Linked DNA regions of Homo sapiens: all the other regions are linked to region 2. A link is an interaction called in ENCODE POLR2A ChIA-PET data of the cell type or tissue named here. Cell type or tissue: MCF 10A. All regions are shown on one strand. Each heading gives the region's core, and the rest is flanking DNA. Links, peaks and the distances in the headings are about the cores only. Region 1 holds the start of SNORD164 (small nucleolar RNA, C/D box 164). Region 2 overlaps PDHX (pyruvate dehydrogenase complex component X). Region 3 overlaps CD44 (CD44 molecule (IN blood group)).

Region 1 (6,907 bases), core at 1,091-6,090, 190 kb after region 2:
AGCATGGAATGTTCCGGGAAGCAGGATTATTGCTGTAGCTGGTGAAAGTGAACTGGGAAACGCACTCCAGGTCCTGTCTTTACTTGCACAATTACAGTCAATCCCCAAGGCTGCTTGTCTCAGCAGGATCAGCCTCTTCCTGCCTTCTGTCCTGGCAGTGGGTGGTGGGGCTGGAGGAAGAAATGGTGTTTTCCTCCCTCTCCCATTGCAATTGTTTCCTTACAGTGCTGTTCTCTGAGGCCAGAGAACAGAAGGGCTCTTTCCAGAGGCAGTTTAACAGAGTAGCTTCCTTTTCATTCTGAGAAGTTTGGAGTTTCCCAGAGTCCACTTCCTCCCTAGAAGCGCAAGCTTGGAATTTCTTGGTTGCCAATGAGGTGCCAGCTTCTGAGTGCATAAAGTGTGTCCATCGTTTTTAATCAATTCTCTCATCTCCAAAAATACCTTTAATTGCCTTTAGCTGCTTAGTTCTGCTGTCCTCTAAAGAAAACAAGATCTGGCCACTCCCAGCCACACCTCAGAAGTGAGTAAGGCTTTTGCACCTTTTAATAGGAGTATTTACATGTGTGTCGGTTTCTCATCTGCTTTTAATTTCATTAGAGTGTGATTTTGGACTGTTGTTTGAGATGAAAGAGCAGATTATCAAAGTGCAGATGATTTTTTCATGGTGCAAACACATCATAAATTAGAAACTATGAGACCCCTTTGCAGCGGGGAAGACTGGGGCCAGTCATCCAAGGTTTCATCTTCCTGTAGGAGAAGGGAAAAAAAACGGACATTTATTAACTATCTGTTATGATCCAGACTCTCTACTGGTGCTTTTTGTATATTTATTCTCTAACTCCCATCAACTTCTCTTTGAGAGAGGCAGCAAATGACAACTGAATAAATGAATGGCTGAATTTCATCAGAGCCAGTTTACAGGCAGAGAAACTGAGGCTCATAAAGCGGACGTAACCTGCCTGAGATGTCTCAGCTTTTATATGGTGGGGCTGGAATTCAATTCAGAGCTCCTTCTCCCTTTTAACACTACACTGCAAGTTCCCATTCAGCTTCATGGGATTAATCCTGTTCTTCTGTCCCTAGAATGGAGCCTTGAAAGTTCAAGGTGTCTCCTTTTCCTAAGAAACTGGATTTTTCTGGCTCCTTGAGAATTGAGGAGCTCAAAACAATTGAGAACTCTTGGGAGGCATCTTCAGGAAAGGAGGTGGTGGAAACTTTCCTCTCCTCACTCTCCCCAGGGGCAATGGGGCCTCCAAGGCCATCAAAGATCAAGGTGCCAGGTGGGGGATGCCTCCCAGCTTCCCATTCATTTTTCAGTTGGGGGCCACTCAGCAGCTCCTCAGGTGAGGATTGTCTCAGAACTGAAGAATGGTTCAAATTGGCCCAAGATGCTGAAATTTATTGCAGGGATCACTGGGACAGTGTGTAGCAATTTAGGAGGCTTCTCTCTAAGGGAATCAGTAGCTGCTGCATTTCTCTTAATTGAAACCACTCTTTCCCTCCAGCTTCGATGGGGCAGGTTCTCATATCTGCGTGCTGAAAGGCGTTTATTTGGTGTATTCTGAGAGCAGGATGCTGGTAACACTTTCTTTTGTGTTTTGCCAATTGTTTCTTTTTACTGGCTAGTCCACCCTGTCTGACGCATTCATTATACCATAACCACCTTGACACCAGAGTGAAATGCCATTTCTCTGCAGGTAGGAGAGAGTCACACGGATTCCTTGAGTGTTTGTAGCGTAAGTGAGAAAGATATGTAGCCTTCTTCTAGAGGCAGAGGGATGGGTTGGCTGGGACTTAGAGATATTCAAATCCAACTCTGTTCTTGTCTGATAAAGTAAACGAGGCCTCTGAAGGTAAAGTGACTTCTGTAAGTACTCACAGCTTATCAGTAAGAAGCCTGATATTAAAACTCCAGGTCACTAGACCTTCAACCTAATGTTCTTCCCACTAAACCAAGTTAACATTTATTGTACACCATACTAAATGGCAGACACTGGGGACACAAAGATGAATAAGGCATGGTCCCAGTGGAACCCACTTTGGTTATATGGGTTAGGACACTTGAGGCAGGATCCTCCTTAGAATGGTGTTTTATAAAGTCTCTCTTTCTCTTTCTCTCTCTCTCATCTCTCTCCAATCTATCCTCTCTATCAAGAGAGAACACATGTAATGTAGAGTGAGAGCCCATGTATTGGATAATTAGGCTTCTGGCTCCTAATTATCAGGAAGCCTGGAGGTCTTGAGTGGTTGTAACCAAGGATACTGAAAGTGGTTGACCAGTTAATAAAGAATTAAGTTAGAGTAAGAGGCACTTTACTTTTAAGCTGCCTTTAATACACTTTAATCTTTGAGATGATTGGCTAATATCTGTTAAGTACCAGGCTCTTTGCAGAGAGTCAGGTCCTTTGCTAAATGATTTAGGTATATTTCTTCATCTAATACTCAAAAAGCACCCCATAAGGAAGGCATTACTTTTATTTTACTGATGAAGAGACTGAGGCTTAAAGGTTAAGAAAACATAGCATGCATAACATCCCACAAGAGCTCAAGCCAGGACTTGGACCCAAGTCTTTCTTGGATCTTTCCGATCCAAGCCATATGGTTACTGCAATCTCACAATACAATGAGGGTAAATCCTTGCAATCACCAGTTACCAGCAATTGTGAAGCAATGGATGGCATAGATGTCAGGGGGTCAGGAGAGCCTTGCAAGCGTTCAGAGGGCTTGGGAGTGGACACATCACAGTTGCACTCTGCTGGGCAGCGCTGTAAGTCTCTGATTGGATTTTGCCTTGAATTTTTTCTGGTCAAGACTCAGAAAGGATGGATGTAGCTTCACTTACACCAATTCTACCCAGCTTGTGACCCAAATGGAACTCTTATCCCTTAAGCCAGGTCATTCAGTTGTTGTAGCCTTTGCCTTCCAAGTTTCCCTTGTCTACCCTACTGAGTCTGAATTCTAAGGACATCTTCTTATGGACTGTGGGAGGCAAAGATGAATTCCAAATCTTATTTAATCTGTGTGCTGGGGGGGAAGAGGAGTGTATTTCCTTTTGCCAGGTATCTGAGCCTACAAAAAGCCCCATAAATAAGTAAAATGTGTCCATGAGTTCATAAAAGAGTGAGCCTTAGACATACAGACCACCTGTCAAAAGAGCCCTGTCATTCTCTATTATATTATCCTCTTTTATTTTCTGTGTAACACTATGAGTATCTGAAATTACCGTATTCATGTATTAATCATTTACCTGTATACTATATCCTCACTCTAGAGGTAAGCTCTTTGAGGGCACAGATCGTGTCTGACTCCCCAGCCCCCAAGATTGTATCTGGCTTGTATCAACCATATCATAGGGAAGGTGCTGTGAATTGACACCTTGCACCATGCTTTATGGAAACTAATGGTGCTTTAAGAGGCACAGATTTCATAGAAAGAGACCCAGTTGTTCCCACCCTGATGGTTCTAGGTCTAGGTCTAGGTCACCAATGTCTATGGTGAAAGAATGGGCTTTTGCGAGGTATGGTCTCCTGTCATGTATGAGGGTCATTTATTTAAGGGAAAACCAAGACCTTATTTTCTTTGACAACTGCACACAAGGGTCATTTGTAATGTCCTTCATTTCCAAGCCTCTGGATCTTTGCATGGATCATGCTCCTTAAAAGAAGGAAGTTATGTTTGGCCTGCTTCAGCTAAGCATGGAATGGTAAAGATTTTGGTCCAAACCCTGTGACTTGAGTTGGATTTAAAAGCTTGTCAGAAATGAGTTCTCTGGAGCTTGGCATTTGAGACTGGCATCCGTTGTTCCAGATGAGATTTCACGGATTGAAAGCTCAGGAAGAGGTGTGAATTACAAGCAATTAGTTCACAGGGCAGTTGGAACTGTAGTAATCCTGGAAACCTTTTGGCCCACATTTTAAAAATATCCCCACAATCCAGCTTCTCCCTCTGTAGGGCTTCTGCTTGGGAAAGTTTGTGTAACTCCCCAAAACATCTGAAGAGTGAATAGCAGTAGTGTTCTTGGACTGCGAAGGAGACCCTGCTTCTTATGTGCATGCTCTTGTGCACACAGACAGAAACACACACATACATGCACACACACACAGACATGTACACCCATGTTCGCTTTAGCATCTGATAGAAAAAGAGGAACATGAGGAAAGACAGAGATTGAGTCACCAACATGTGACCTGGTGATTTCTGAGTCCTCTGACTTTGAAATCAGTGGAAATTTAGAGCTCTACTTTGTCACTTGTAATGCTTTGTTGTTGCAAATAAATATTTTTGCAGCTGCATCACTTCATTGCTAATATATTTGAAGAAGGCAAGATAACCTAAAGGCATGAATCTTGTTCTGTTTTAATCCACCTGTAAGTCAGTGGTGGTTGTAAGGTAAATTGTAAGTAAGAGCTATTGGCCACCAAGTGCCAAGGGTTATGAATGATTTACCTTTTTTTTTTTTTCTAAACTGAAGGAAACTCATGGTTGTTCCTAGAAAAACATGCACACTCACTTGCTTGCATTCGGATAAGCTTCTTTGAGTAACAGGGAAGAGGCCACTAGGATTACAAGGCAGTTAGTGCCCATTGGAGTGTGACTGGCATTGTGCACCCTGTGAATCATAGTGGTGGTATGGGGAAAGGGGTAAAAAAGCATCAATCTATGGAGTATGCGAACCAGATGGCATCTGTCCTGGGAAGAACAAATATCCTTCATAGGAGAATTAGAGGACTATACTAGTCAGGCAGAAATCCAGTCCATTCATCAAGCTTTTCCTCTTGCTGTGGTCCCTACAGGGTCAGCCCTGTTTAGGCTCAAGCCTCTTAAATCCCAGTGCAAGACCAATTTCTCTATGAAATTCTCCCTGTCTTCTTTGGTCTCATGGCTACTTCCTGGGAGGAAAAAGTAGTAATCAGCTCCCTCCCCCCAGCTAAATGTGCATGGTATTAGCAAATTCTAACCCAAGATGTTAAAACTATCTGAGAAGAGGCATGATTCTGCTTCTTGTCTGTACCCTCCTAAAGTCAAGGTGCAGCAAGGAGAGAGACATTTGCATGTGGCCCCTGAGAAAGAAGAGATTTGTCTGCCTCACCCCCTGCTGGTGCAAACTTGCACCTCTCTCAGCCTCAGTTTTCTTATATGTATCAAGTTTCAATGATCGCAATAGTACTTATCTCATGTGACTACTGTGGGATTGAAACGAGATAGTTCATGTGAAGTACCGAGCACAGAGCCTGGCACACAGTAGGTACTCTATTAGTGTTAATATCACTGGAAAACCCAGCTGGGGGCTCAGCAGTAGAAGCTGCCAGAGCCTTAGTGTTACAGCCACATCCATTACCCCACCATTCACATACATTTCATGCCCCAGGGTGAGAATCCACATATCCCAAGCAGAGAGGCACAGCTTTGGTAAACTGAGTCTTAGCTAACTCATGTCAGAAACCAAGTGTTATCCTGGGGTTTGACTCCTGGCTCTTGCCACATTCATAGCAGGATGCTGAGTGGATTGTACTCAGCCTCACTTGTTGCATCTGTGAAATGGGGGTGATTTTTTGACTTCTCAAGGTATAGCATCTATTAAGGCACATAGACTACAATCTGACACAAATTAGCAGCTCCATACATTGCAGAATCTTTTCTTTTTCACTTAAGGAGATGCTAAAAGAGGCAAGAGGAAAGAAAATCAAATTTGGAGATGCCGTGGGCTGTGTGTTGAAGTTGGGCTCTGGTGGAATTGGTGGTGACCTTTTGCTTCTCTCCATCTGGATGGCTGTATCTTCAAAGACAACAAGTCTTAACTGCAGTTTTTGATTGTATAAATCTGGCCAAGTCCACTATTTACCCAGCCCAGTCTCCTTAGAGTAGGATTGGAAACTCAAACTTTGCTATCTCCTCTGCAGAGTGAGCAAGGGACAATCTTTATGAAAAACTTTAAGTTGCAAGATATTTGTGTTCTTAATAATGAAGGGAAGAATACAAAAATGATAATACTAAGCCTGGCTCATGGATAGCATTTTTGCACAATATATTTCATTTGGGCTGCAGCCTTTGAGCTGTACTAATTGCTCTGAGCATCTGTTTGTATGTCCGTTGCATGGGATGATTTACCCTCCTAGGTTTCCAAATGCTTTGGAGCCCCTGGTTTATTGCAGGACTTACTAAGTGGTGGCCATCGTCACTTTGATTGGCCCCTACCACAGTATTTTCCAGACTTTTCCACCAAGGCTCTTAGGGCTTTGTGGTGGGTGCCAGAACAATTGATGGGGTAGGGTGGGTGCTGGAAGAGAATGAGCATCTGGTAGATTGAGTCTCTGGGTCTGCCCTTCCACCCTCACTCCAGCCCCCATTAGCTCAGCTTGATTTTCAACCACTTGAAATACTGTGGTTGTGCCTAAGACATCATGTCAGGGAGAGAAAGAAACATCTGAAAACCATCAATCTTCTCTCTGAATGCTTCCACTGGTCCCATTTGCCTGTTGACAACCCAAGTTGAAAAGGCAGCACCAGAGGGGAATGGGGAAAATTAGCAGAACTGGAAAATCTGAGTTGAGATCTGGGTTTACCAAACTCTCCGTAAGACTTTGAGTCTGTGAAACTTATGTCCATTAGTTTCTTCACCTTTTAAATGGGTCTGTAGTACCTACCCTCTGGGCCTCACAGGCTGCTTTTGGGTGTGAAAGTGCTTTATAATTGGTGAAGGAAACTGCTACGTGGCAAGAATAGCAAAGCCTGATGTACTTTAATCCATTCGGTTCTGCTGAGGGTGGAGCCCCAATGTGTCTTAATTCATATGAGGTTTCTGAGAAGCTTTTTGAGATTTTAATACTGTCCCAGGTATGCACATCAACCTTCTCACTTTTATCCCCCAAGCTCCAAAATTTCATAACTTTTTATTTCATCTTGGGTG
Region 2 (6,907 bases), core at 603-5,602:
TTCATTTCTTTGTATAGAATTAAAGTGCTGTCTGCTATTATACTTCTACCCAAAGAACTTCCTTTAATGCTTCTTATAGTACAGATTGACTGACAATAAATTTTCTCAGTTTTTGTCTGAAAAAGTCTATTTTGTCTTTCACATTGTTCCTTTTTAAAACAATTTTTTAAAGTGTAGTTGAATATATAACATGAGTCTTACCATTTTCCGTGTACAGTTAGTTCGTTGACATTAAGTACATTTACATTGTTTGCAACCATTGCCACCATTCATCTGCAGAACGTTTTTCATCCTGCAAAATGGAAACTCTGTATACTCTTCATTCCTCTTTCCCACCACCCCTGACAATCACCATTCTTCTTTCTGTTCCTATAAATTTGATGATTCTAAGTACATCATATTAGTGGGATCATATAGTACTTGTCCTTTTGTGACTGGCTTATTCCACTTGGCATTATGTCTTCAGGGTTCATGCATGTTGCAGAATGTATAAAAATTTCCTTTTTAAGGCTGAACAGTGTTCCATTGTATGTATCTACCCTACTTTGTTAATTCATGTGTTAATGGATAAATACATTAGGTTGTTTTTACCTTTTGGCTATTGTGAATAATACTGCTGTGAACGTGGCTGTACAAATATCTCTTTGTGTCTCTGTTTTCAAATATTTTAGGTATATCCCCAGAAGTGGAATTACTGGATTATATGATAATTCTATTTTTAATTTTTTAAGGAGCTACCATACTGTTTTCCTTAGTGGCTGTGCCATTTTGCATTCCCACTAATGGCGCACCAATGGGTCAGGCATGATGGCTCATCCCTGTAATCCTATCACTTTGGGAGGCTGAGGACAGGGGTTCGAGACCTGCCTGGGAAACAGAACGAGACCCTATCTCTACAAAAAAATTGAAAAACTAGTCGGGCAGATGGCATATGCCTGTAGTCCCAGCTACTTGGGAGACTGAGGTGGGAGGATTGCTTGAGCCCAGGAGTTGGAGGTTACAGTGAGCTATAATTGCACCACTTAATTCCAGCCTGGCTCATAGAGCAAGACCTGTCTCCAAAAACAAAAATGAAGTGCACAAAGGTTGAAATTTCTCCACATTTTTGCCAATACTTGTTATTTTCTGGTTTTTGATAGTAGTCACCCTAATGGATATATCTTTATCATTTTTAAGAATTATTTTTGCTGGATATAGATTTTTCAGTTAATAGGGGTTTTGTTTCAGTTCTTTAAATAAAGATACTATTTCTTTATTTTCTGTCTTAGAATGTCTGCTGCCGTTCTTAATATTTGTTCCATTGTATATGATGTTTTCCACCTGTCTGGTTGCTTTCAAGATTTTTGCATTACCAATTTGGCTATTGTATGCCTAGATTTTTTTTTCTATTGTATTTACTGTTTGGGTTTCTCTCAGCTTCTTAGATGTATGGTTTGTTGTCTTCCTTTAATTGTGAAAAATTTCCAGTTATTTTTAATGATATCTTCTGTTCCATGTGGTTTCTCTTTGGGGCTCCAATTTTAAATGTTAGACTTTTTGAATTGCCCAAAGCTCTTAAATGCTCTATTTTTTTTGTTCATTCTTTTTTCTCTTTATGTTTCATATTGGATAATTTTTGTTTACCTAGCTTCAAGTTCACTGATTTCTTAGCTGTGTCTGCAAAGCTTAGCAAAATATATATTTTTTATCTTGGTTAGCATGGATTTTCCCCTCTGGATTTCCAATTGAATGTTTTTTTAGTTTCCATTTCTCTGCTGCTAGTCGCCATCTGTTTATGCATGTTGTACCATACTCTGCCCTCTTTACTCCTGTACTCTGACAGTGGGTATTTACTTCCTGTGTTTGTCTCTCCTCTGAGTGGATTATCACTCTTTGGCATTCAGTTCACCTGTTTGCTTTGTAACCTCCGCTCCCTAATGAGCTCAAGAAAAGTTACGATTTTGTAATTTATCCTGCTTTTTCTTTCACCCTGTCAGGATGGGAACAGCTTTCTTTTGCAACTTTCTACATCCCAGGTGAAAGCAGGACTTTTATCAGTTTATATACAGAGTTTCAAGATTTCATATAAAGACAACTTGAGAGCTTTTAAAAGTTCAAGGAACTAAATGGAAAGCTATTTTAAAGAAAGTGAGAAGTTTCTAAAAAATGAACCCTGGAAACACTCCTGTAGTTCTCAGATCATACTTGCTTAGTCATGATATAGAGGTTAATATGGGAATCACTTTCCTGTTTTCTTACTCTAATAAGGCAGAAAACAGTAATATTTCAGAGGAGATATGGATTAGTTTATTATCTTTGCATGGTCCAGTTTTGGTACACCTTGGTAATTAGGAATTTTCTTAAAAATCTTTACACCCCACATTATCTATCTTCACTCCTCTTTCTCATATAAAGTTACAATACATAACATTCTGTATGCATGCTTCACACTTTGCTTTTCTGTCTTGACAATGTGTAAATGAGAATGTTTGATATTACCTTACAAACTGTTTTCTACTCAGTAAATGTAACAGCATCTCCTTTCAATATGTTTGGAAAATCTCCATTATAAAGAGTTAAAAATAAAGGAATTCAAAGAGAAACCTACTTTACACATGTTAGATTTGAGATGCTTGTAAGCGATGCAAGTAGAAATTTCATGTGAGAAGTTGGATATACAAGTCTGAAGCCTCAGTATCTCAGAATTAGAGGTAGAATTTGGAAGAGTCATCATTATATAAATGGTATCAAAACCTTGGAATTGGAACTGGAACTTCTAGCCTGGGGAGATGCCAACATTGAGAGGAAAGGAATAAAAATGAGTGAGTGGGCAGAAAGTGGAAGAAAACCAGGAGAGTATAGTGACATAGGAGCCAGTAAAAGAATATATTTCATTCAACTCAAGAATGTTCCTAAATGTGGGAGTATGCTGAATACAGAATTTTAAGTGAGGACTGTGGACTTAGGTGGTAGGTTTGGGGGTCATTAGCTGGCAGATGGTTTTAGAAGTCTTCACTGTGAATACCTGTGGGTAAGTAGATAAAGTGAAGAGAAAGCTGAGAGAGCCATGAAAGGTAAGCAGAGTAAGTTCATGAACTGTTACATTTGAATTTGTACAAACCAAATCTTTCTATGTGGTTATCATTAAAAGCTTGTAAGCACTGTAAGTCCATTTATATTTCTATTCCTAAAGGGGTTTTAAGCAAAAATGTTTATATATTTCTGGAATTCTGAATTAGAGGAGCTTTGATACTTTGCAGCTGACAGTTATCGTGACAGTTTGACAGTATTTAGGTTTATGGTAATTCATCTAATCCCTTTCTGTAGTCTCCAGGATGCCTTTGGAATGAGCTGTTATTCACCTAAAATTCCGTGATACTTTAGTAATAGGATAGGTTTTTTGCCACATACCACTGACTAGATCTAGATCTTAGAGTCTTTTTCTATAAGCTCTTGCAAGAAAGAATCAAGTGTTGTTTACATTTTCTAACACTGTTATACCCAGTGGCAAATGCAAAGACATAAACAAATACTTTAGTTATGATCAGCTCGTAGGAAGTGGGAGGACCCCAGCTTTATCTTAAAATCATTATGTATACTGGAAAGAAATTGATTCAAATGCATTCACCATAAAACTATGGATGGAGAACCTCATTTTATTAATCACACTAGGACCTATGCCAGCATTGCTTCATCTTTGGCTTTTGTTATATCCTGTTTTGTTAAGTTAAAAAGCAGTTAAATTTTTTTTCACCTACACCCCATTAGTAAAAAGAAATTTTCGAACACTTTCCCATATGTGTATATATAACTGTTTATATATAAAGTACCTACATGTATCACTGTTCTAGTATAATCAGTATGTTATAAAGCATACAGAGAATAAGGGTATTTGAAAAGAACGAGGAAGAAAATGAATCATCTTGTAAACTTCCTGACTGCACACACCACAGAGAGATCATTTGTCTTTTTCGAGACATAGGAGTTAGTTCTTTTTTTCTGATTATGCTTGTAATGGGTCCTTCAGGTTCTTGTGTATGATATCTAAGCAATTTAAAAAATTGATAACCAAGGCCCAGAAGTAAACTTACATTCATGGTTAATATTATTGATCCAGGACCTCATATAATGCAAGTTTTTCTAATCATGGGAACCTTATTGACTAAGCAAACAAAAGCTTGTAATTTTTTATCATTGTTTGTCAGTACATTCCATAATTTACAAGTTTGAAGTTGTAATGGTCAATGTTAAAGTTATATTAGGAATACTAATTTTACTAACCTTATTTTTCTTTCAGATGACATTAAAGTATCAGTAAATGATTTTATCATCAAGGCAGCAGCTGTTACCCTTAAAGTAAGTAGCAGACTTCAAATGATTTTGTCTTCTTAAGTAGTTTCATGTCGTGGAATTTTTACAATGACAAATAGAACTCTTATTTTTAAATCACAAAAATTTTATAATTGTCTTGCTAAAAATATCCTATCGTTTGATCTCCCTCATTTTACAAATGAAGAAACTGTAAATCAAAAGGGCTCACAATGAATTAGAGCAGGATGAAAACCATTTATTCTAGGCATTAGAGATAGAGCAGTAAACAAAAGCTTACTTGATTTCTGCTGTCCCTGGGGCTTACATTCTAGTTGGAGGAGACAAACACTATTATATGTCAGATGGTGAAAGTGCTGAGGAGAAAAAGAAAGGATAAGGGGACAAAGTAACTAGGGGTGATTTTTCAAAAGGGAAGCGAGGGAAGCCCCTCTGACAAGGCGATAATTTAGATACGGCCTGAGAAAACAGAGGGAGTGAGCCACATAGGTATGTGGTAAAAGTGCATTCCACACAGAGGGACCAGCAAACACCAAGGCTGCAAGCAGAGGATCGCATTAACCAAAGATGTGGTGCTGAGGGTGGAATGTGCCTAGTATGGAGAGGTGGGAGATAAGATTTAAATAACAGTGGGAGAGCATGAAGGGGAACCCAAGTACATGAGGCCTTGTTGGACATGGTGAGGACTAGGGATTTTATTATGGGTGAGAAGGAAGCCTTTGGAGGGTTTTGAACAAATAACTAATGTGATCTGACTTATACTTCAGAAACGAAAAGGAGAGGCTGCCCTGGGTGCTGTGTAGAATGTAGCCTGTGGAGAGGCAAGGGAGGAGACGATGAGCTCCCCTGGGAGGCTTTAGAAGATCACAGTGGCTTGGACAAATGTGGTAGCAAATGGAGCTAGGGTGAAGTGGAGATTTGTGTTATGTTTCAAAAGTAGAGCCAACAGGATTTGCTGATGGATTGGATATGGGGTGTGAGAAAGAGAAACAAGCATTTTGGCCCAAGCAATGGGAGGAATGAGTTTTCCATGTACTAAGATTGGGAAAACTGGGAGGGGTATAGCTTTGGGTTAAGGAATCTAGAGTTTGGTTTTAGACATGTTACATTTGAGGAGCCTAACAGATATTCCAGTGGAGGTGGCAGGAAGGCAGGTGAACATATGAGCCTGCAGTTCAGTGGAGGTGATGTAAACCTAGCTGGCTGGAGTTGTAAATCTAGAACCCAGGCTTCCTGCCTTCCTGCCTGGCACTATTTTTCATCATGCCTCCTTTCTGTAACGAGGCTATTTTCTGGGATCACTGCTTGTTAACAGACTGTATTTAAAGTACATTTATAATTAACTTTTTATTTCTTGAAAAATACATTAATGAGGGTTCCATGGTGTAATGGTTAGCACTCTGTATTCTGAAAATTACATTAATACAGAACTTAAAAAGCATGCCCTTTCAGCAGTATCTAATTATTCATATAACTTTTCTCTTTTGATGAAATATTTTGAATTATATTAATGATTTAATTAATTGACTATTATTGTGATTGATATCATTAATTGTGAATCATTTTTGCACTCCTTAAATAAATCTCTAATGGGCATAAGCTATTCGTTAATATTTCATTGGATAATGTTTGTATCCAGAGTCATAAGTAGTGGTAATTTAAATTTTGTGCCAACATTATCAGACCTTTTTTCCCTAATCATTGGCTTCATTAAATGAATTTGGATTATTTCTTCTTTTCTTTCCTCTGTACACATTTCAATATTATAAATTTTTTTATATTTTCTAGTTTCATAGAATTCACCAGTAAAAATATCTGAACCTGCTTCTATTTTGAGGAGGGGATCTTGGCAGCTTTCCCTTTTTTTTTTTCTTTCACCATAATTACTGATCTGTTTTAATTTTCAGCTTTTTTAAAAAATCAATTTTAAAAGCTTATATTTTCCCAGAAAATCACTCATTTAATTTAGATTCCCAAACTTACTAGCCTAGAGTCATTTTGTTTCTTATAATTATTTTAACATCCTCAGTGCCTGGGGTTATTCTGACCTCTATCTCACTTCTATTGCATATTTATATATTCTTAGCTTGTATTGTTTTGTTATGTATTTTTTCCTTCATTTCCTTAGATTCATTTTGGTCAGAACTTTAATGTGTAATTCATTTTAATTTTTTTTAATAAGGTTTAAGATAGTTTCTTTTTTTTTTTTTTGAGCAGCAGCAAGATTTATTGTGAAGAGCAAAAGAACAAAGCTTCCACAGCATGGAAGGGGACCCGAGTGGATTGCCCTAAGATAATAGATTTTTAATGCAACTTTGACCGTGTCCCATAAGTCTTCTTTACATTTTGTAATTAAATTTATTTGCCATATATTCTTCATTCATGAGGGTTTTGTTTAGTTTCTCTTTTACTTTAGTGTTGTCTATGAAGAATTTCAAATCTTCTGAGGGTTTGGGACTTTATTCTTTTAACATAATGATATTGTTGAATGAGTGAAGGAACTCAGCCTTGAAAGATGGAAAAATGGAAGAGCAATTGAAAAGCAATGTGAAGGTAGCCTTGCAATGGAAATGAGCGTAGCATGACAGTGAGCCAAGTG
Region 3 (6,907 bases), core at 745-5,744, 190 kb after region 2:
CATTAGCAGAAACTGTATATTGATTAGGTGATGTATCAGTCATTGTAACTACCCAGAAAAAAAAATACAATGACAAAACCAAGTGGCCCAACCTTATTTTCTACTTGCAAGAGGAAAAACCCTATTTGGGCCCCAAGATGCTTTTTTCATTTCATTTACCACATCCTGGGTTTGTGCTAGTCAATCTGCTAAATCAATAAGATCCGAAAAAGCAGAAAACAAAGATCGTGAGGCCAGAGGATTTCCTGATCACCATGGCAACACACAGGGGTGGGTACTGTGGTTTCTCTGCCTGAAGACGCACTCGTCAAAGACTACTTGGTGTTACAGAATTCTGGTGCAGTGAAGCAACAGTTCTGGGACATATACTTTCTTTTGCCAGAAAGACTCTGTTGGATCCAGGACCAGGAGTGGGGGGTTAAACAGTTCTCCATACCCTCACCTCCAAGTCCCCATCATCCCATTAGGAGACAGGGACAGTACTGTTCTCCAAACTCTCAAAACAACCCAAGAGCTTTCTAGGCTGTGCATTGGGTTGATCATTTGGTGGCCTTGGCTGAAGGGCCAGGGTAACAGCTAGGAGAACCCTTGGGATTCTTCTCCAATGTGACAGGCCCCTCCATGTTGGTTCAGCGTTGACTGCCATGACAGGCTCCAGGCTCCACGGAAAAAAGGCAGAGAAATCAGGGGGTCCAGCCAGGCGCCAAGACGTTGGGGTGCCTTGCATTTCTAAGTGCCAAGTGATGAATAGCTCAGTTGAAAGCAACCCAGGGCACATTCTGGAGGAAATTCTCTGGGTATGATTGTGCATGACTGTTTTCTCTGCTCATTAAACCCTCATCTGCCTCCAGGGCAATTCCGGGAGAGACTGAGTCACTCAAGACTCATGGTCTGCACTGGGCAGCCAAAGGCGATTCGGCCACCAAGTGTGATTCTGGCCTCATTCAGAAGTGGATGCTAAACAATACACCCTTTCACCAGGAGCCCATCACATGGGCATCAGGAGATGGGGGCGAGTGATGTGCCAGCCTTCTAGACTGGCAGGCCTGGGGGGCAGCAGAGGGCACAATAGCTAGAAAGACTCCCAGATGAAAACTTCTGGGCTTTGAAGCCTTCGAACAAATGAAGAAGAAAATGACTTCTTCGTGTCCTATTAAGACAGTGAGTTGTGGCTTTTTTGAGAGCAGCTTGCTCAGACCTCTTATGAAAGATAGATCAGTAGCAACAGCACTGGTGTAGGAGTCAGAAATCTGCAATTATGAACCACTGAGTTTTGTGTGTGTGTGTGTGTGTTTTTGTTTTTGTTTTTTGTTTGTTTTGTTTTGTTTTTTAACTTGCTGGAGGACCATACTCGGCTATCCTTGATTTTATTTTCTCCTGTGTCACAAGAGAAATTGGTTAGAAGCTTCCCATTGTGCCTCCTGGCTTTAAAAATAGATAATCCAATTAACAATAATGCTTTAAAACAACAAAACCTTGTCCTTTTCCCTTCCTACTTCTGATCAGAACCAGCTCAGTAAGATTTATTAGTTGTGCAATCTGTTTTGGACATGAGCTCAGCAAATCAGAGGACAGAAATAGAATCCTGGCTTTTTAATGATAAACACTGTAAAAATAAAAAATTTGGAGAGCTTACCAGTGCTTCTGGCTGCCCAAGTGGTTTGTGTGTGGTTGACTCCCAGGAGCTCAATCACTTTGGGTGCAGTCCACCCAGAGAGCTATGTTCCAGCTACATCAACCTGGAGCCTTAGCTTGGTCAGTCTAGATTTTTGGGTTTGGCTGCAGACATCTCGTAATGTCACAAGGACAGCCTGTGTCCTTGGTGACCCAACCCTGGGCCAACCCCAAGTCCTGGAGTCCTCTCCTAAGAGCCCTGCCTAATTGTAGAGAGAGCATTCAGGCTGTAAAGGGCAGGAGGCCTGGGGGCTACGACTAGGTTTGGGCTTTCTAAATTCCCAAGAGTATGATGGGAAGACCAACAGGCAGAATCAGAGAGAAGCAGTCAGCCCACTGCTGGGGAAAGCCAGTCAAGGTCAAGACTTCAGAATCTCCTCTCTGGAGAGAGAGTGAAAATTCCATTAGTGAAGTTTGTTCCACTGAAGCCTTACCAGGCCTTGGTAAAGGCCCCTATCTTGTGGTCCAGAATCAAGGGACTTCTGATCTTAAAATAATATTCAATAAGCTCAAATTCTTCTCTCTAGGGCTCTCTTTTCATGATCACCTCTCCACACTTTATTAAAAAATCACATGAAGGGTAAGTGGGCTTCCTGTCATTTCAGTGTCTGACCTGTGCATAAGTTGGAATTTAACACTGGAAAATGATCAGCCAGATTGCCCAGTCTGAAACCCAGGTCCCCCAGTGACTAGCACAAGTTACTTACATCTTCTCAATGAATCAGTTACCTCTTGTGTAAAATGGGGATAATAAAAATGCCTGCCACACAGGATTGTTAGGAAAATTAAGTGAAATATTAGGTGTAAAGTGCTGAATACCTTGAACCCAGACTAGGCACTCAGTGAGTGCTCACTGTGGTTATGGACCAGGAGCTGCAGGAATTAGAACACCATTGAGTAGCAGGAACTGGCTTTATTCTCATCTTCATGATAAAGCAACTTCTCCTTACATATAGCTTAATCTGGAACCAAAAATCTAATTCTGCCTCATCCCTCCTGAGGAGATGACAAATAGGGATCAGGCACACCTGGGTGGCTCAAGTTAGAAAACAAATTAACTCATTTTGCAGAATCTGGAGACGTCTGGTCTGGAGAACTGACAGTGCCCTCTCTTTGGGCATAGTATGACTGTAGGTTGTCTTTGGGTGGTCTTCATATGGAATGTACTGTGTTTGCCATGTTCCCTAGGAGATCTGGCCTCAGAAATGGCCCTGTGATGGTATGTGAACATACTGTCCTGTAACTGAGATGATAGCTTGCACATTCAGACAGACAAAGCCAGTTACAAAACTAAAAGTTGGTCTCTGAAACATTTGCTTTCGGGGAAAACAGCAAATGTTCACAGAAGCAAAGTTCTGGGTTAAAGACATTTTAAGTATCCAATAAGGAATTCTCAGCAAACACCAGCTGGTGATTCCTCAGATATGATGTGGGAAAGGAACCTGATAGGTGATCTTTTTGCACCCTATAAGACTGCAGCCTGTCGGGGGTTGGGGGCAGAAAGAGAGCATTTATTAATTCATTATTTCATTCAACATTTGCCTACCATGGGAGGCTGTACTAGGTACTGGGAATATAATTGTGAAGAAGGGAGACACCATTTCTGTTGTCAACGAAGCCCACAGAGAAGTTCCAAAATTTCAGAATGCTGGAATTTCTGGTTACTAGAGACCTTGAAGATAATAATTTCTTGTAATTCTTTACCTGGTTGTGTCACAGACTTTGAAAACCAATGAAAACCAGAGATGTTGCCCTACCTAAACACACACACACACACACACACACACACATCCATACACACAATCTTGCATATAATCTCACAGGTCCATGGATGTATTGACCAGCTCCTGGATTCCATATTGAAAATCCCTTGCAGCCCAGCTCCAATACTAGTACCAGGCCACTCACCTCTCAGGAAAGTTTGGGAAGACGTAGATAATGGCAACTTGGGTGAAAATTACACAGTGCTCTCTTCCCAGCACATGTTGTGATTTTCTACAACTTCAGAAATAACTGGGGTGGACCAAGAAGCTATTATTCCTCGCAGGCCCTACAATCTAGGCAAAGCTTTGAAATGTGCTCGGACAATTTTATCAGAGATCTATTTTCCTTGATCTGAGGCTTAGGGGGCAGTATAGATGAGATTAATGGCATTTGGGATCAGTGATGGTTTATCCAGGAGAGAATGCATAGTACCTGTAACCAGGAGCCTGAATAGGAGGCAACATAGCATAGAGGTTAGAATCCTGACTTTCCCACTTGGATGACATTGGGCAAAGGACTTCACCACTTTGTGCCTCAGTTTCCTCATCTCTAAAATGGGTTTAGCAATAGTGCCTACCTCATAGCATTTTTATGAGAATTAAATTAGCTGAAGTACATAAGGCACCTAATAAGTGTGCAATGCTCATTGGCTCTGATTATTAAGTGTCAAACACCATATCAAGTGTTTGACATACCTTATTTCATGTAATAGTCCCATAAACCCTGACAGGTTCGCATTGTCATCCCATCAAGGAAGAGGTGGAGAGTCAGAGAGGTTAAGTAATTAACAACCTGTGTCACCTAAAGTGAGTGGCAGGGTCAGGAATTGAACCAGGTTTGAGGAGGTCCTAACTAGGTTGAACTACTGACCTTCATAAAAGTTTGGCACTACAGACCAGCTTTATAGGACAAAAAAACCTTCTTTCAGAGCTCCTTTTTCTCGCCTTCCTGACAGCTCCCTAGCAGACCTCTTCCCATGTGGGTAGGGAGATAAGGTTCCTAGACACTGGGACACTGGTCTCCATGACCCCTCTGTGCTGCCCACAGCCCTATAGTAATGAGCGTGCTAAAGGCCTGGTGGCATTTCTACCACGGGAAGTCTCCTCTCCAAATCCAAAAGTGGCCTCAAACAGTCAGTGTTTTCAGTTGAGCTCATTTATCGCTCAGAGGGAGGCACTTGGGACATTTTATTCATTACATGATGCAGGAGATTTATTGGAGACCAGAGGGCTCAACGGAAAACATTCTTGGTTTATTTCCAGCCAGAAAGGCTTGTTTGAGAGATGCAATCAGCCATTTAGTATTAGCTTCTTGAATCAAAGTGGATCCTGAATCACAGAGTTCTCTGTTTCTCAGGAGAGACACACAGACATCTGAGGAGTCTTGCCTCTCTATAGTGGTTTGCAGCATGGCTAGCACCATTGCCAGAGACACTGGCACTCTGTCAAGCAATGTTCTGTGGTCCATGGCTATTCACATCTTAACCTTGCCTTAATTCTACTTCATTGTGAGTTTGGGCATGTTTCTTTATTTCTTCCCCTCTCTGTGTGTTAGTTTCTCCATCTGGAAAATGAGGATACTAATATTACCCACCTCATAGGAATGTTTTAAGGATAAAATGAGTAAATAATTCTAAAGTGCCTAAAATAGAGCCTGGCATATACACAATGAATGCACAATAAATATTAGCCACTGCTCTTGCTGTTGGCATTATTAATATCCTCCCGGGTAATAATTTGGGTTTGCGTTAGTATCAAGGAAACCTGATGAAATGTCTTCATAAATTATCAGGGTTTGAATGACACACAGCCTTGAAAATGTTGGCTCCTTTTAAGTCAAGAGGGACCTAGAGTAGAAGGATTGTGAACATTCACAGGATAGTTGACCAGAAATGAAGTATTTGACACCATTCTTGCAACTCCTAAGTAGCTAAATAGCGTCAGGGTTAGGAGTTGGACTTTCTCATGAGATCAAGATAAATGTAAGCTGTGGAATTTTTACTTTGCATAGGATTTCTTCATCCAATCAGCAGCCCTTTGCAGATACCTACAATGTGTCAGAACCTGCTTAAGCCTTCACATCTAGGAAGGCTAAAGGTTGAGTTTGTCTGTTTCATCCTGTCTTGGCTGATCACATGCACATACAACCACACACTCACTTGCATACAAACATATAAGTATGAGGAGAATTCAAAATGTTCATGGAAAAATGAGATTAAAAGATAAAAGTTTAAAGATGTAAACTTTACTTCTCAACATAAGCACCATCACATTCAAGATACTGTTATAAGCTATGATAGCGGCCATTTAGTCCATCCCTAAAGAACTGAGGGTCCTGGGAATTTAATCACATCAATGCAATCTTTCTTACATTGTTAACTAAAGAAAAATGGGTGCCCTTTGAAGATTTTTAAAGATTAAGTAACAAAAAAAAAAAAGTCAGAAGGAGTCAAATTTGGACTATAAGGTGGATGCCTAATGGCTTCTCCATAGAAATTCTCAAAAAAATTGCCTTTGTTTGATGAGAATAATGAGCAGGAGCATTGTCATGTCATGATGGAGGAAGACTCTCTGGTGAAGCTTTTCGATACATTTTTTCTTCAAAAGCTTGGGCTACCTTTCTGAAAACACTCTCATAATTAGCAGATGTTATCGTTCTTTGACCTTCCAGAAAGTTAACAAACAAAATGCCTTGAGCATCTCAGACAACGGCTGCCATGACCTTGGCTCTACACTGGTCCACCTGCTTTGACTTGTCCACTTTTGCTTTGACTGGACCACTTCCACCTCTTGGTAGCTATTCCTTTGATTGTGCTTTGTCTTCAGGATCACACACATAAGGCCATGTTTCATCTCCTGTTATAATTCTCAAAGAAATGCTTCAGGATCTTGATCCCACTTGTTTAAAATTTCCATTGAAAGCTCAGCTCTTGGTTGCAGCTGATCTGGGCACAATGGTTTTGGCAACCACTGAGTGGAAAGTTTGCTCAACTTTAATTTTTCAGTCAGATTTGTGTAAGCTGAACCAGTTGAGATGTCTATGATGCTGGCCATTGTTTCTGCTGTTAATCATTGGTCCTCTTCATTTAAGTCACAAATAAGATTAATTTTTTTCTCCCAAATTGATGTGGATGGCATATCGCTGCAGGCTTCATCTTCAACATCATCTTGTCCCTTCTTCAAACAAGTTATCTGTTTGTAAGCTGCTGATTTCTTTGGGACATTGTCCTGATGAACTTTTCATAAAGCATCAATGATTTTTTCATTCTTCCACCTAAGCTTCACCAAAAATTTTGGTGTGTGTTCTTGCTTCAATTTTAGCAGAATTCATGTTGCTCTGAGAGAGGATCTTTTCAAACATGTCTTATCCTTGTTAGTGCCTCAAACTAGATCCTGTTCAGATATATCAAGTTAGTGAGAGTTTATTTTGGTGCAAAAAAAAAAATTTGAAATCTATGTATAGTTTTTTC

Evidence for each region. Peaks named below come from ENCODE experiments on the same cell type or tissue, not always from the same donor. Only the 100,000 strongest peaks of a DNase experiment are listed, where the experiment ranks them.
Region 1: POLR2A ChIA-PET joins it to region 2 with 5 read pairs; 4 of 35 experiments call an interaction of 5 or more read pairs at or near these places.
Region 3: POLR2A ChIA-PET joins it to region 2 with 5 read pairs; 4 of 35 experiments call an interaction of 5 or more read pairs at or near these places.

Annotation. Positions count from the first base shown.
Region 1 is chr11:35,158,805-35,165,711 of GRCh38, forward strand. All of the region lies in intron 1 of CD44 (CD44 molecule (IN blood group)), which reads left to right. SNORD164 (small nucleolar RNA, C/D box 164) reads left to right here and starts at 4,146; the gene lies at 4,146-4,206. RefSeq lists a silencer at 6,755-6,804. In MCF 10A, for the core only: no CTCF peak of the experiment used is centred there; no DNase peak of the experiment used is centred there.
Region 2 is chr11:34,973,848-34,980,754 of GRCh38, forward strand. It overlaps PDHX (pyruvate dehydrogenase complex component X), which reads left to right. Exons shown (of 11, transcript NM_003477.3): 8 at 4,277-4,335. Among named protein-coding and RNA genes, the nearest start is that of MIR1343, 35 kb to the left of the region's middle. In MCF 10A, for the core only: no CTCF peak of the experiment used is centred there; a DNase peak (open chromatin) is centred at 3,664.
Region 3 is chr11:35,165,979-35,172,885 of GRCh38, forward strand. The region is part of intron 1 of CD44 (CD44 molecule (IN blood group)); the gene reads left to right. Among named protein-coding and RNA genes, the nearest start is that of SNORD164, 6.5 kb to the left of the region's middle. RefSeq lists an enhancer at 51-110. In MCF 10A, for the core only: no CTCF peak of the experiment used is centred there; a DNase peak (open chromatin) is centred at 853.